4 separate regions of the Homo sapiens genome follow, and regions 2, 3 and 4 are each linked to region 1. A link is a contact called in ENCODE Hi-C or POLR2A ChIA-PET data. All regions are on one chromosome and are shown on one strand. Each heading gives the region's core, a stretch centred on a gene start or an enhancer-like site at or near the end of the contact. The rest is flanking DNA. Distances are from core to core; before and after follow the strand shown.

What was found. Hi-C counts contacts between places; a loop is a spot of excess contacts on that map. ChIA-PET counts read pairs that join two places held with the same protein, here RNA polymerase II (POLR2A). Pooled maps may share reads with other maps.
Region 2: a pooled map shows a loop between it and region 1 (6-fold over the local background). The contact joins two enhancer-like sites. A Hi-C loop is called at or near these places in 7 of 50 pooled maps. POLR2A ChIA-PET finds 5 or more read pairs at or near these places in 2 of 52 experiments (H1 and activated T-cell).
Region 3: a loop to region 1 is called in a pooled map, with 4 times the contacts of the local background. The contact joins two enhancer-like sites. A Hi-C loop is called at or near these places in 9 of 50 pooled maps. POLR2A ChIA-PET finds 5 or more read pairs at or near these places in 2 of 52 experiments (AG04449 and endothelial cell of umbilical vein).
Region 4: a loop to region 1 is called in a pooled map, with 2.2 times the contacts of the local background. The contact joins two enhancer-like sites. A Hi-C loop is called at or near these places in 3 of 50 pooled maps. POLR2A ChIA-PET finds 5 or more read pairs at or near these places in 4 of 52 experiments (AG04449, H1 and activated T-cell).

What each region holds. Positions count from the first base shown.
Region 1 is chr7:105,151,524-105,154,876 of GRCh38, reverse strand. All of the region lies in intron 7 of SRPK2 (SRSF protein kinase 2), which reads left to right. Among named protein-coding and RNA genes, the nearest start is that of KMT2E, 140 kb to the right of the region's middle. Within about 2 kb of position 1,781, at least 2 of the 41 ENCODE cell types and tissues checked have a DNase peak (open chromatin) inside an H3K27ac peak, as active enhancers do.
Region 2 is chr7:104,921,441-104,924,793 of GRCh38, reverse strand. The region is part of intron 1 of LHFPL3-AS2 (LHFPL3 antisense RNA 2); the gene reads left to right. Among named protein-coding and RNA genes, the nearest start is that of LHFPL3-AS2, 3.5 kb to the left of the region's middle. Within about 2 kb of position 1,738, at least 16 of the 41 ENCODE cell types and tissues checked have a DNase peak (open chromatin) inside an H3K27ac peak, as active enhancers do.
Region 3 is chr7:104,979,637-104,982,989 of GRCh38, reverse strand. LINC01004 (long intergenic non-protein coding RNA 1004) reads left to right here. Exons shown (of 1, transcript NR_039981.2): 1 at 1-1,243. Among named protein-coding and RNA genes, the nearest start is that of LINC01004, 9.9 kb to the left of the region's middle. Within about 2 kb of position 1,614, at least 3 of the 41 ENCODE cell types and tissues checked have a DNase peak (open chromatin) inside an H3K27ac peak, as active enhancers do.
Region 4 is chr7:105,303,157-105,306,509 of GRCh38, reverse strand. The region is part of intron 2 of SRPK2 (SRSF protein kinase 2); the gene reads left to right. Among named protein-coding and RNA genes, the nearest start is that of SRPK2, 84 kb to the left of the region's middle. Within about 2 kb of position 1,854, at least 6 of the 41 ENCODE cell types and tissues checked have a DNase peak (open chromatin) inside an H3K27ac peak, as active enhancers do.

The DNA of each region.
Region 1 (3,353 bases), core at 532-3,031:
ATGGTGAAACCCCATCTCTACTAAAAATACAAAAATTAGCTGGGTGTGGTGGCACGTGCTTGTAGTCCCAGCTACTCGGGAGGCTGAGGCAGGAATTGCTTGAACCCAGGATACGGAGGTTGCAGTGAGCCGAGATTGTGTCACTGCTGCTCTTCAGCCTGGGTGACAGACTCTGTCTCCAAACAAACAAAAAAAGTATAGCCATTAGATTTTATGAAGTAGATATTATAATATGTAACCAGATGAGACCTTTAAAACCCAATGTTTTTCCAGACTTCTCCCTTTGGGGTGCAACCCTCTAGTATGCCGAGAGCCACGGTGGTGCCCCGCAGGTCCTCTCACCTGTATCATTGGCTGATTTTGTCTCTCTACACTTAGTATTTATTTACCATTGTAATTCTTTCAGTGGCCCTGTTTATCAGTAAATTTTGTTATGACTGAACCAGTATTGTTCAAGTTCAGACCAGAAGCTTTCATGTCAATTTGGTAAACATTTTGATATTACTGGGTTTGTTCAGCATGGTAGTGCACACGATGCTGTATTGACTTGGAATTCTCCTCAGGATGTTGAGCCCTTGACTCAGGAAATGTGGTGAGGTGGCTCTGTTTCAAGGGACTAAGCTGCTTTCCTGAGCCATTGCTTTGTGCAGTCCCAGTGCTGGGCACAGCAGCTTTAACTTTCTTCCTGATGACATTCAGAAGTACAGCTGCTGGCTTTTCTCATTAATTCTCACCAGTTAGAGATGAAAGAAAAAGGAGCAGAGGCTATTTCAGGACAATGTGGGTAAGGACGCCGTCCCCTGGATTTTTGGTTTGAGCGTGTCTCTGGCTCTTGTCCTCTTTTATTGTTAACAGGTATTTCCAAGCTCCTCCATTGAGTTTAACATCTTGGTTTTCACAGGCAGTTGGTGGGACCTGCCTTGTGTGTTTCACTGTGGAAGGGAAATCTAGTGGAACCCTCAGTGTTTCCAGCAGGAAACTTCTAGGCTTGCGGAGAACCCCTCTGGTGTCCCGCACGCCCACAAGTAATTAATATTCTCAATGAAGAACTCCTGCTTGGGGTCGCCTCCTTCCTCTGCCAGCCCATCTGGCTGCCCACGTGGGTTTCTCTGGGTGCTTCATTAGGTTCTGTTACCCACAGAGTAGGAGGAGACAGAGTCTCCCTGCTCTGTGTCCTTTGTTCAGGTGTGGGAGGAAGAAAGTCCACCGCTTATCACCAGTAGCAGAGCATAATTTGGAAAGTTGCTCTCATTCTATTTCTTTTTACAGTTCAGAATTTTGGGGGAAGCTTTGCACTCTGGGCTGTGAGCAAGGCCAGGGAGACAGTCTTTAGAGGAGTCTCCACATTATGCTTGACTGTTCCCCGACTTATCTACAAGATTACAGGACCTATTTCAATCAAGTTGTGGTGGAGAGGAGCAGATTTGTGTTGCGAAGACCAGTAATAGATGGTATCTGACACAAATGTTGATGTACAGAAAGCAAGCTTTGAGACCATTTTAACCAAGCCCCTTATTTTGAAGATGAATTTGAGGTTCAAGGAAAAGAAGGAACTTTCTCTGAACCTGTAGCTAGTTAATTTGGAATGGGACTCGGGGCTTCTAGCTCCCAGCCCTAGACTTAGCCTTCTTTTCCGCACTGCTGCTGAACTCAAAGTCTGACTTTACCCAGAGAAACCTGGCACTTGTTCCTCATGTGTGTGAAATGGCTCCCTGAGTGGGATGATTGAGAGTCACGTCCCTGGCTCGTCTGGGCTTAGGTTGATCTCAGCTTCCCTGGCAGCCAAAGGATCTCTGCTGCCTCCTGCTGCTAGCACCAAGTATTAAGGTTTTTTGTTTGTTTTTGAGACGGAATCTTGCTCTGTCACCAGGCTGGAGTGCAGTGGCGCGATCTCGGCTCACTGCAACCTCCGCCTCCTGAGTTCAAGCAATTCTTGTGCCTCAGACTCCTGAATAGCTGGGATTACAGGCATGCACCACCACACCCAGCTAATTTTTGTATTTTTAGTAGAGATGGGGTTTCACCATGTTGGCCAGGATGGTCTGGATCTCCTGACCTTGTGATCCGCCCATTTCGGCCTCCCAAAGTGCTGGGATTACAGGCGTGAGTCACCGCGCCCAGCCGTATTAAGGTTTTTAGGCAAGAAAGATGAACATACTGTGATTTGACAAGTAAAAGCAACAGAGGAAAGAATTAGTAAAGACTTAACTCTGTCAGATTTTGCAAGGGGAGATCTATCCATGGGGATGAAACATGATTCCTTTTGGTTTGTGTTTTTGTTTTTCCCATTGTCACAGTTATCCTGTATAAATAATTGTAGGAGTTCTCGTCAATGTTGGTTGATTCTGGGGTGCATTATTACTTAAAACTTCACTGGAAAGACAAATGTTATTTTTGAAAATAAAACCATTTAAAAATAGTAGTTCTGGCCAGGCATGGTGGCTCACGCCTGTAATCCTAGCACTTTGGGAGGCCGAAATGTGTAGATCACCTGAGGTCAGGAGTTTGAGACCAGCCTGGCCAACATGGCGAAAACCCCGTCTCTACTAAAATACAAAAAGTAGCTGGGCATGGTGACATGTGCCTGTAATCCCAGCTACTAGGGAGGCTGAGGCAGGAGAATTGCTTGAACCCAGTAGGTGGAGGTTGCAGTGAGCCAAGATCGTGCCACTGCACTCCAGCCTGGGTGATAGAGTGAGACTCCATCTCAAAAAAAGAAAAAAGTAGTTCAAAATTAAATTATGGAATCAAAGTTTTGTTGCTGGGATGTACCATACGGGTTATCAAGTATAGTCCTTTTATATTAGAAATGGAAACAACTGAGACCCAGATAATTTTTTTTTTTTTTTTTTTGAGACAGAACCTCACTCTGTTGCCCATACTGGAGTGTGGTGACACGATCTCAGCTCACTGCAACCACCGCTTTCTGGGTTCAAGTGATTCTCCTGCCTCAACCTCCTGAGTAGCAGCGATTACAGGCATGCACCACCATGCCTGGCTTATTTTTGTATTTTTAGTAGAGAGGGGGTTTCACCGTGTTGGCCAGGCTGGTCTTGAACTCCAGACCTCAGGTGATCCACCTGCCTTGACCTCCCAAAGTGCTGGGATTACAGGTGTGAGCCATCGTGCCAGCCAACCCAGAGAACTTTAATAAGTGACTTAGGAAGCTGGATGTGGTGGCTCACACCTGTAATCCCAGCCACTTGGGAGGCTGAAGCAAGAGGATCACTTGAGGCCAGAAGCTTGAGGCTTCAGTGTGCTTTACTTACACCTCTGAATAGCCACTGCACTCCAGCCTGGGAACATAGCGGGATCCCATCTCTAAAAAGAAATTAATTTTTAAAAAGTGATGA
Region 2 (3,353 bases), core at 489-2,988, 230 kb after region 1:
GAGACTGAGTTTCACTCTTGTTGCCCAGGCTGGAGTGCAATGGCACAATCTTGGCTCACTGCAACCTCCGCCTCCCAGGTTCAAGCCATTCTCCTGCCTCAGCCTCCCAAGTAGCTAGGATTACAGGCGTGTGCCACCATGCCCGGCTAATTTTTGTATTTTTAGTAGAGACAGGGTTTCACCATGTAGGTCAGGCTGGTCTCGAACTCCTGACCTCAGGTGATCCACCTGCCTCGGCCCCCCAACGTGCTGGGATTACAGGCATGAGCCACAGTGCCCAGCCCTTCTTAGACTATTTTTCATTCCTCATAGAACCTAGGACAATATCTGGGACATAATGGGAACCCAATAAATAGTTGTCTATGAATTGTTGACCGATTATATGTAGATGGGAAGCAGCTAAAATATGTTCACGGTGTTTGTTTAATAATGTAACTATTTTCTTATACTATAAGCAGATTTTTTGGTTTATCATTTCTGCATAACAGGATTTAAACATACATGATATGTTACTATTAATGCTACACTCTTTCTAATGTGTCTATAGAAAGAATAAAAGTATAAGTGAAGTTGGTTGTACAATTATTATTATCACCAGAGCAAGTTGTGCTTGCTCTGAGGCAATTCCTCACTCCGGTTTTAAAATGTTGAGAAGGGTCTGGGCGTGGTGGCTCACGCCTGTAATCATAGCACTTTAGGAGGCCGAGGCGATGGATCACCTGAGGTCAGGAGTTTGAGACCACCCTGGCCAACACGGTGAAACCACGTCTCTACTAAAAATACAAAAACTAGCTGGGTGTGGTGTCGGGTGCCTGTAATCCCAGATACTCGGGAGGCTGAGGCAGGAGAATCGCTTGAATCCAAGGCGAGGAGGTTGCATTTAGCTGAGATTGTGCCACTTGACTCCAGCCTGGGCGAAAGAGTGAGACTCCGTCTCAAAAATAAAATAAAATAAAATATAAATATAAATAAAATTAAAAAATTAAATGTTGAGAAGGAAGAAGAGGAATATTCCCTGTTCTAACTTCTTTCCTTTGATCCTCAGTCTTGAGAATAAATTTATCATCCCCATTCTTATGAGGAAACTGAGGCTCAGAGAGTCCATGCTATTCACCCAGGGAGTGGTGGAATCAGGATTTAAAGGCAGTGTGCTTGTCTCCAAAGCCCCAACTCTTTCTACTAACAGATAATCATGATTTTAAATTCAATACTCTGTTAGTTATCCATTACTATGTAACAAATGACCCCTAAAGGTATCGGTTTATTGATAACATTAAATGTAAACATTAAACAATAAACATTTATTCTGAGGGTCAGGGAATCTGGGACCAGCTTAGCTGGGTAGCTCTGAGGCAGTCTTTCATGAAGTTGCAGCCAGGCTGTTCACTGGGGTTGTGGTCATCTCAAGGATTGACCGGGGCTGGAAAATCTGTGTATAAACTCACTCAAATGGTTGTTGGCAGGCCTCAGTTCTTTGCTGGCTGTTGGCTAGGGTGTCAGTTCCTTGCTTTCCAGGCCTTTCCATGGGCTGCCTGCCTGTCCTCACAACATGGCGACTGGCTTCCCTTGTGAGTGATGAGAGAGCCCATGATGGAAGTCATGGTATCTTAAAACCAAATATTGGAAGTAATACACCATTTTCTGCCTTATGCTGTTGGTCACACAGACCGACTTTGACAGAGTGTGGGAGGAGATTACACAAGGGTGTGAATACCCAGAGGTAAAGATCGCTGGGGCCACCTTGTGGAAGTTGGCTACCACAAGTACTTGGGCCAATTTTAGGGTCAATTGGATAAGGTCCAAATGGTGGCAACTAACAGTGCCAAGTGCACTGGCCATTTTGCAGGTACTTTTGGGCTTATTCTTTGGCGGCATATGAAGCCCACTGATGTCTCCCCTGGGCTGTGAATGTACTTGGTACTGTTGGGCCTAATAGAATATTTCTATAAAGTCTACTCTGAAGCTGCAGCCCTGAGTATAGAAGGAGCAGAGAATCCAATGCCTCTATATTTATTTTTCTTCTAAGAACTTGTACATATTTATAAGGAGACCTGGAACTTGAACTTCCAGCTTCTGTAATTGTAGATAAGGCAATGTGACCTATGGCAGGAAGAGCAGGTTGGGGATCAAGGACTTCGACACTGGAGTCAGAATCTCTACTCTGCCATTTACTAAGTGTGTGACTTTGGAAAGTTATTTCACTTCTCTGAGCTTTCATTTCCTTTACTGTAAAATAGTAATAGCATACAGTTTCTTTTGGGGGTGAGGATTAACTGAGATAAAGCACAATGTGGCAAACTGTGTTTTCCAAAGTTGGCTACACCAATATGTAGCTACATATCACATCCTACATGCTCTTTCTACGCTGTGTCATGAGAGGTGGGGTGTATGTCTCCTTCCTTTCTAAGGAATTTAGACAGATCTTTGTAACCGCACCAAGTGATGGAACATGGCCAAAGGGATGCTGAATGATTTCCAGAGTGAGGTCATAAAAGGCAATACTTTTTTCTCTGGTTCTGTCTTGGAATACTTTTTTTCCTCCCTTTTTTCCCCCTGTTTTGAGACAGAGTTTTGCTCTGTTCCCCGGGCTGAAGTGCAGTGGTGAAATCAGGGCTCACTGTAGCCTCAACCTCCTGGCCTCAAGCAATCTCTCCCACCTCAGCCTCCTGAGTTTCTGGGACTACAGGTGTGTGCCACCACACCTGGATAATTTTTAAATTTTTTGTAGAGACAGTGTCTCACTATGTTGCCCAGACTGGTCTCAAACTCCTGGGCTCAAGTGATTCTCCTGCCTTGACCTTCCAAAGCGCTGGGATTACAGACATGTGCTACTGCACGCTGCTGATGCTTGCCTTTTGATCCCAGCTGCCATGTTGTGAGGAAGCCCAGGCCACATAGTGAGGCCAGGTGTGGGTGATGCTGCTGGCCCTTAGTCAACAGCCAGTATGAACTGTTAGGCATGTACATGAAGAAGCCATCAGCCTATTCCAGCCTCCAGCCTTCAAGTTTTTTGGTTGAAGTTCCAGACATTCTGGAGGAGATTAGCCATCTCCACTGTGCTCTGTTTGAATTCCTGGCCCACAGAAAATGTGACAGATAGTAAGACTGTTGTTTTACAGCACAGTGTTTGGAAGTGACTTGTTATGTAGCAATAAATAAGTAATAAATTTGGGTTATACATTTTTAAAAAATGTATGCCTCACTGTAAGATATTTTCAAAACACTGGGCCAAAACTTTGTTTTTTCACAAGATGACTGTTTCCTAGAAGGGTTTTGGGGAAGGGACATTTTGATTTTGTTTTTCCCTGGCTGCTTTTACACATAAGATTACTTACTCTGAGTATAACGTATGT
Region 3 (3,353 bases), core at 365-2,864, 170 kb after region 1:
CCCATCCCCGCTTTAGTTCTTTGTCATTGCTCATGGACAGCTGGTTTGGGGACCAGGTGCAGATGATGGGAGGTGTCTGAAAAACAGCAAGTGAGAAATGCTAGTTTTGTTGTTTTAAGTTGCACTGATGACTCCAGTAGTTATCTGTGCTGCTTGTGATAATTTATAAGGCAATGATAACGAATTAAACATACAAAAGATTATTATCTTCCACAGGAAAAAAAAACTGCAAACTTGTGACACCATTTATGATCCACTTAGTCTTGAGATACTGAGTAATAGAACTTTCTCCTTTTAGGCTGAGTTATGAACTTCGGTTTGGTTTCTTTCTGCAATCCCTGCAGGGCCATAAATTCTTGGCCCTTAAGACTGGGTGGCCCATAACAGACTCAGTGATACCATCAGTAACCACAATTCACACTGGAGTCAAGTTATCTGATTCCCACACCAGTTGGAGAACTGGAGATTCCTTAGAACTTTTAACTGTCATGTTTTCAAAGTTGACATGGAAAATTTTACATGAAGCTTAAAAATACAACTAATCTGTGGTGATAGAGACGAGAAGAGTTAAGCTCTAAAATTAGAAGAGCAGTTCGTTTTGAGGCAGCACTGATTGGGAGGGAGCATGGAGTATATAATTACACATTTCTATGTAATGTAAAAATGTATAGATTTAAGATTTATGCATTTTATGTAAATTTTACTACAATAAAACGAAAATGAAAGAAGACAGATCATAGTTTAATCAAATATTGTGTACAAAGTAATTTCTGTTAAACATTTATATTTTTATGTGTATATGTATCTTTTACATGTATGTGTTAAGGATATGCATTAAAATGGTAATAACTTCCTCTGCCTGTTGGGATAATGGAGAGTTTTGTTACTTTTTGTCTTTTTTTAAAACATGTTCTTCAATAATAATGTATTGCTTTTGTAATTATGAAAAACAAAAGTTATTTTGTAAATCTTTGTTACTGATAAGAGATGGGTATTCTGTTAACTACTCAATTCTCATGTAGGAAAACAAAATAAATAATGTCTATTTGATAAATCGAGAAACAGAAGCATTACTTAGAAATCTGAGTTACCTCTAAAATAATGACTGGCATTTGAAGTTGAGGATGGGTCTTGAGTTCCTGTGATTTTAAGCTCTTGGATATGAGGGTTGGGTGAGTTCCTCTTTTTCTCTTTTAAAATATATGTATGTTTAACTTTGCTAAATAAAATTTAAAAGATGCAATGTATCTCAGTGCAATTTTTAAAAATTTATTTTCATCCAGGTTACTCTACCCTTTCCCTTTGTCATTCAGCAGGCAGAACAAGGAAAAATTAAACTTCTAACTGAAAGGAACTTTGAATAGCAATCAATATCAAATTAGAGACAAAATATAAATATTGCTCAATATAAAATGAGGGTTTTTCTTAATTGAGGGGACAGAAATACAGCTTCTCAGTTATCATAAATTGCATCTTTTTTGGGGAGGGCCTTTTTGGCTTGCATCCATTACCAATTATATATCTTTCACTACTGTGGGAACTGCATTATGGAAACAGCTAAAGCTTGTGTATTTAGCGCCCTCTAGTGCATTATCTTATAACTGATAATACTCCAAACAGCTAGAAAAAATGTAAATCTCAGTCCACCTCCCCTCTTTGCACCTACATGTTTCCTAGCCATGAGACATTAGGCTGTGACCTCACAGTAGTTCTTTAATCTCTAGGCTTCAATTTTCTCATTTGTAAAATGAGGACGATAATAAATACTAGATAGGGTCCTGAGAACTAACTGAATGGTCTATGCTTGTGACATGAATGCCTGGCACATAGTAGAAGCTCGATTAGTGCTAGCTACTCTAACATATAAATAGATCGAGTCAGTACTAACATGATTAAAGACAAGTAATCTTGACTCAGATGTCAGAATCTGCTAGTAGGAAAGTGGAAAATGTTAAAGAGGAACCAAAAAATAAAGAATGAAGGCCTGGGTTTGATACTCATCTTTGGTTCCCTTTTGAGTCAATTGATGCCAATTCTGAAGTCTGGGAACATGTTAAATTCCTTTGCATCCTTCACAGTGCATATAATTGCACACTGTCAACAAATATTTGTGTTAATATTCAAGCTAAATGGTTAGCAAACAAGATGAAGAATGACAGAAAATAATAATTAGTATAAAAATTTGTATTTGGATTCAACTTTCTGTTATTTGAGGCAGAAGCCAAATGCCATTTTTTGGATTGTAGCTTCGGAACAGGCTGTGGACAAGATTTGTGTTACCCGTGTGCAAATGAGCAGCATAATTATACTGTGTGTTTCATATGTTCGCTATGTGACTTTTGTGACTCATTACTGACAACGACAATAGTAGGTTCTAGAATCCTGCCGTCATCCATTCTCACCCATTTTCAGCATTGCATAGGCTATACAGCTAAAATTTACTTCCTCAGACACATTCCAAGAGATACCTTCTCTCCACATAGTCTACATGACCATCTATAGTTCTTTTCCTGCACTGACAGACATAGACTTTGGTACTTAATACCAGTACTTCTTGGGCTCTCCAAGAACCCAGTTGCTTGAGGAAAGCATTGGGTGCTTCTCACCCTGAGTCCCTGGAATCTTTGGTTGGGCCTGTATATAATAAATGTCCCCATTGCTTATTTTTCTTGTGTGCTTTATATTAGACATGTCACAGTGTTGTCTCTCCTTCCCTTCCATTGCCTCAGTGCTAAACCAGACCAATTTTCTCATGAAAGGTACATGATACAGGTAACCATGCATTGTGCCTCTATTAATGCTTATACATTATGCTAAGCATTTTACATCCACTACTTCTTTCACAACCACATCCAGTAATAGAGTATTCCCATTTTCCAGAGGGGAGAATTGCCCTAGTTCACACAGATAAATGGCAGAGCCAGACTTCCAACCCAAGTCTGCCTCTAGAATCTGTGGATTCAACACTGCATCAGAAACTCCAAAGGGAAAATTTTGAGTTGTCTGTCTCCAGAAATTCCTGCAAGGAAAATCATGAAGCTCCCTTTAGGCACTAAGCCATAAGTTCTGAGGCTTCATCCTTTTCAAGAAAACCCACCTACCTAGCCCTGATAATTATTAGAACTGCGATGACTCACATTTACTTGGCACCTCACAGTTTTCAAAGGTTGGCCCATGGGGTATCTCATTTTATTTTCCAGAAAATCTTTTGCGTTCATCATCAACTGAGTGTCCAAGCTGGTGAAGCAAGTTCTTTTCTGGCAGAAGATTGCAGCTCCTATTATTTACCCCCCAGGGGATAAACTGCAAATCCCAGGCCTTACAGCTGGGAACACAGAGCTAGCTGTGCAAGC
Region 4 (3,353 bases), core at 605-3,104, 150 kb before region 1:
CAAAGGAAGTGTTGGTTTTTTTTTTGCCTGGTTCAAGTATTGACCAAGAAGATGACAGTGATGTGGTCTCTTAGGTTTCAAAATTTCTACTTAAACATCTTGGTTCTAGTGATACGTACTTTGCAAAAATAATTCACAGTTATTATGACTTTTGTTAATATTCTGAAACTATGGTATTCAGAGATGATCCGTCAGGTTCTGATTAAGTTTCTTAGAAGCCCAGTGCACTGAAAAGATTATGGTGTGTCTTTTCTCTTCCTAGCAAAATGGAAAATGACAATACTGAAATGCAAACTAATAGAATACCAGCAAAAATTCTCATTGTTACTCATGGCTTCAAAAACTACATCAGATGCCTTAAAAAAAAATCCTCTTACTTCTTTTGGTACCTCATTTTTGTTGGTTTTCTAAGCATGTAGAAGGGGACCAGAGCATGCCACCCCAAAATATCCCACTTTTAGTGTAGGTGTTGTTTTAAGCTGAAGGCATTTAGTTTCCTGCCCTCCACCTTTCTGTCTAAAAGCAGGCTATCCATTTACATTTCTGAAAGTGTTCCGTACTAAAGAACCCCTATTTATTATACATTTCTAGTTATCTTCCCATGATTTGTACCTCCCTCAAAGTCCAGAACTTGTTTTCCTCAGTCTAGCCTTTTCCCCGTACTTTATCACCCTTTGTTAAGATGGTGTGTAAACCCAAATTTTAATCACCCTTTTGAGTTAACACTGAGTTCTCCTTTGTGTATGCACATTGCATGCATAGGTAAACTGCTTTTTTTCCCCCTCCTGTTAATCTTTTATCTGTTAAATTCAGGGACCCCAGCCACTGAATCTAAGAGGGTAGGGAAAGAGTGTTTTCCTCTCCAACAGTGTGCTTCATTTTTTTCCTGTTGGGTAATTCAACACTGACTCTCCCCAAAATTACACAGAAGAATTAAAGTAACACAGGAATGAAGAAGCGAACATAGATTTATCTGTCAGATGCATTTAAATAAAGTTATTTCTCTACAATTTCCTTGGTCTTTTGTATACTGTTATAATAAACTAGTAGGCAGCAGAAAATTTTTTTTGTGACAGAGTCTCGCTCTATTGTGCGAGACTGTGTGGCACAGTCTCGGCTCACTGCAACCTCTGCCTCTTGGGTTCAAGAGATTCTCCTGCCTCAGCCTCCCCAGTAGCTGGGATTACAGGTGCCCACCACCTGTAAAAATACCCGGCTAATTTTGTGTTTTTAGTGGAGATAGGGTTTCACTATGTGGGTCAGGCTGGCCTTGAACTCTTGACTTCAGGTGATCTGCCTGCCTCAGTCTCCCAAAGTGCTGGGATTACAGGCATGAGCCACAGCGCCTGGCTGGCAACAGGATTTTTGTTAAATAATCATCCTCTGTTGTCTCCAAGATTTTAGAAATCCCAGAAAACATGGAAACCTATGAAAATATGAACTTGACCTAAAGTATTTTGAATAATATTTATTGCTGTGGTTCTAGATGCTTCTAAAGTTTAGACTAGAGGATAGTTTTTATCTTTGTTAGGTCAGGATATTTAGCTGTGTAATAGTTTGGTTTTAAAGCTGTATGCTTTTTGACTTCTATTTAGGCTAAGAAGGCTTTTAGTCTTTCTTTTAGTGAAGAGGGTGTCCCTAGTCTGAGGGCATCTGTAGGCAGCATGTATCAATCAGTGATTGTAGCCCGGGGCCAGGGCAGCCCTGCGGTTTTCACAGTGGATTGTCTATATATCATCTGTTTCAAGATTCCTGTAGTCATGATACTAAAACGGAAAGGTGGACCAAATATTTTGTTTTTCAGTTTATCAGTTTTTCTTTGAGTCATCTAAGTAAGGCTCGGGATACTGTCTAATGGGAAATGAACAGTTAAGACAAAATCAGGGCAAGTCTTTGGGCAAGACAACTCTGTTTACTTTAGTATGCATACATGCATAGCCTGCCTTGTTCCAAAAAGGATTTAAGGTGGCACTGCTGTGCACTTTCTGTGGTTTATGGTCTGAGACTTATTTATAAATACAGTTACTAGTTTCAAATTGAAATGAATCTGGCTTCCAAATGGTGTGTAGTGTACTTACCCCAACAATGCTGCCATTGTACCCCAAGGTCTTCTTTAGGATTTGAATATGTTCATTGGTCATAAATCTTTATCCTTTGATGTTAGAATCAATTTTTGGAACCAGCTAAAAGTCATTAAGTGCCGAGTTTGGTGAATAACCTGGATAGGCAATCTGGGTTGTTAGAGCTTTTGGTTTATTGTTTTTGACTCATGGACTGTGAGCCAAAATAGGATGATGAAACTAGTTTCTAAGCCACAGTTAACTCCTTGTTAACATTCAGCAGTCTTGAACAATGGGTCCAATTGACTCTTGGTCTTGTGCTACATTAGCAGTGCCATTGAGATCAAATAAACAAGTTAACATTGTCCTCACTTGTGATTTTGAGATGGATGTTTTCTTGGGTTTGTAGTACAGCAAAGTATACCATTGCAAATTTCATGTTTTCAGGTCGTAATGAAAACTTTTGAAGTCAACTCTACCGATTTTCTCAAAATATTTCTGTTTTTTTCAGCTGTTAACAAAAGATCCAAAACAGTGAACAGGTTGTAACTGCTCTTTATCACTTGGTGAAAATTTCTTCCAAACGTTTTCACTAGCTTTTCACATAGTTTGACCCTCTGCCACATATTCGTGTGTTTTGTTTTTTTACTATGTAACCATTAAACTGTACGAATTGAGTTATTACTTTGACATCATTTTATAGATGAAGAAACAGGTTTACGAAAGATGAGACTTGATTTAAGGGATCAGAGATACTAAAGAGTCAAGATTCAAATCCCAGTTTTCTGGGTTTTTTTTCAGTGTATAATGCTGCCAGGATGGACATCAGCCATAACCTCCTTAATTTTCTTTTAGTAATATGAATTAATTTTCATATAAGAATATGAAAATTAAGAGCTCTTCCCTTTTATTTCCATAAATCTTGTGGATTTAATGCCACCCCTAATTAAATGTTAATTACTTTTTACTCAGGTCATTTTTTTTTTAATTATACTTTAAGTTCTAGGGTACATGTGCACAACGTGCAGGTTTGTTACATATGTATGTATGTGCCATGTTGGTTTGCTGCACCCATTAACTCATCATTTACATTAGGTGTTTCTCCTAATGCTGTCCCTCCCCCAGCTCCCACCCCACGACAGGCCCTGGTGTGTGATGTTCCCCGCCCTGTGTCCAAGTGTTCTCATTGTTCAATTCCCACCTATGAGTGAGAACATGCGGTGTTTGGTTTTCTGTCCTTGCAATAGTTTGCTCAGAATGGTGGTTTCCAGCTTCATCCATGTCCCTACAAGG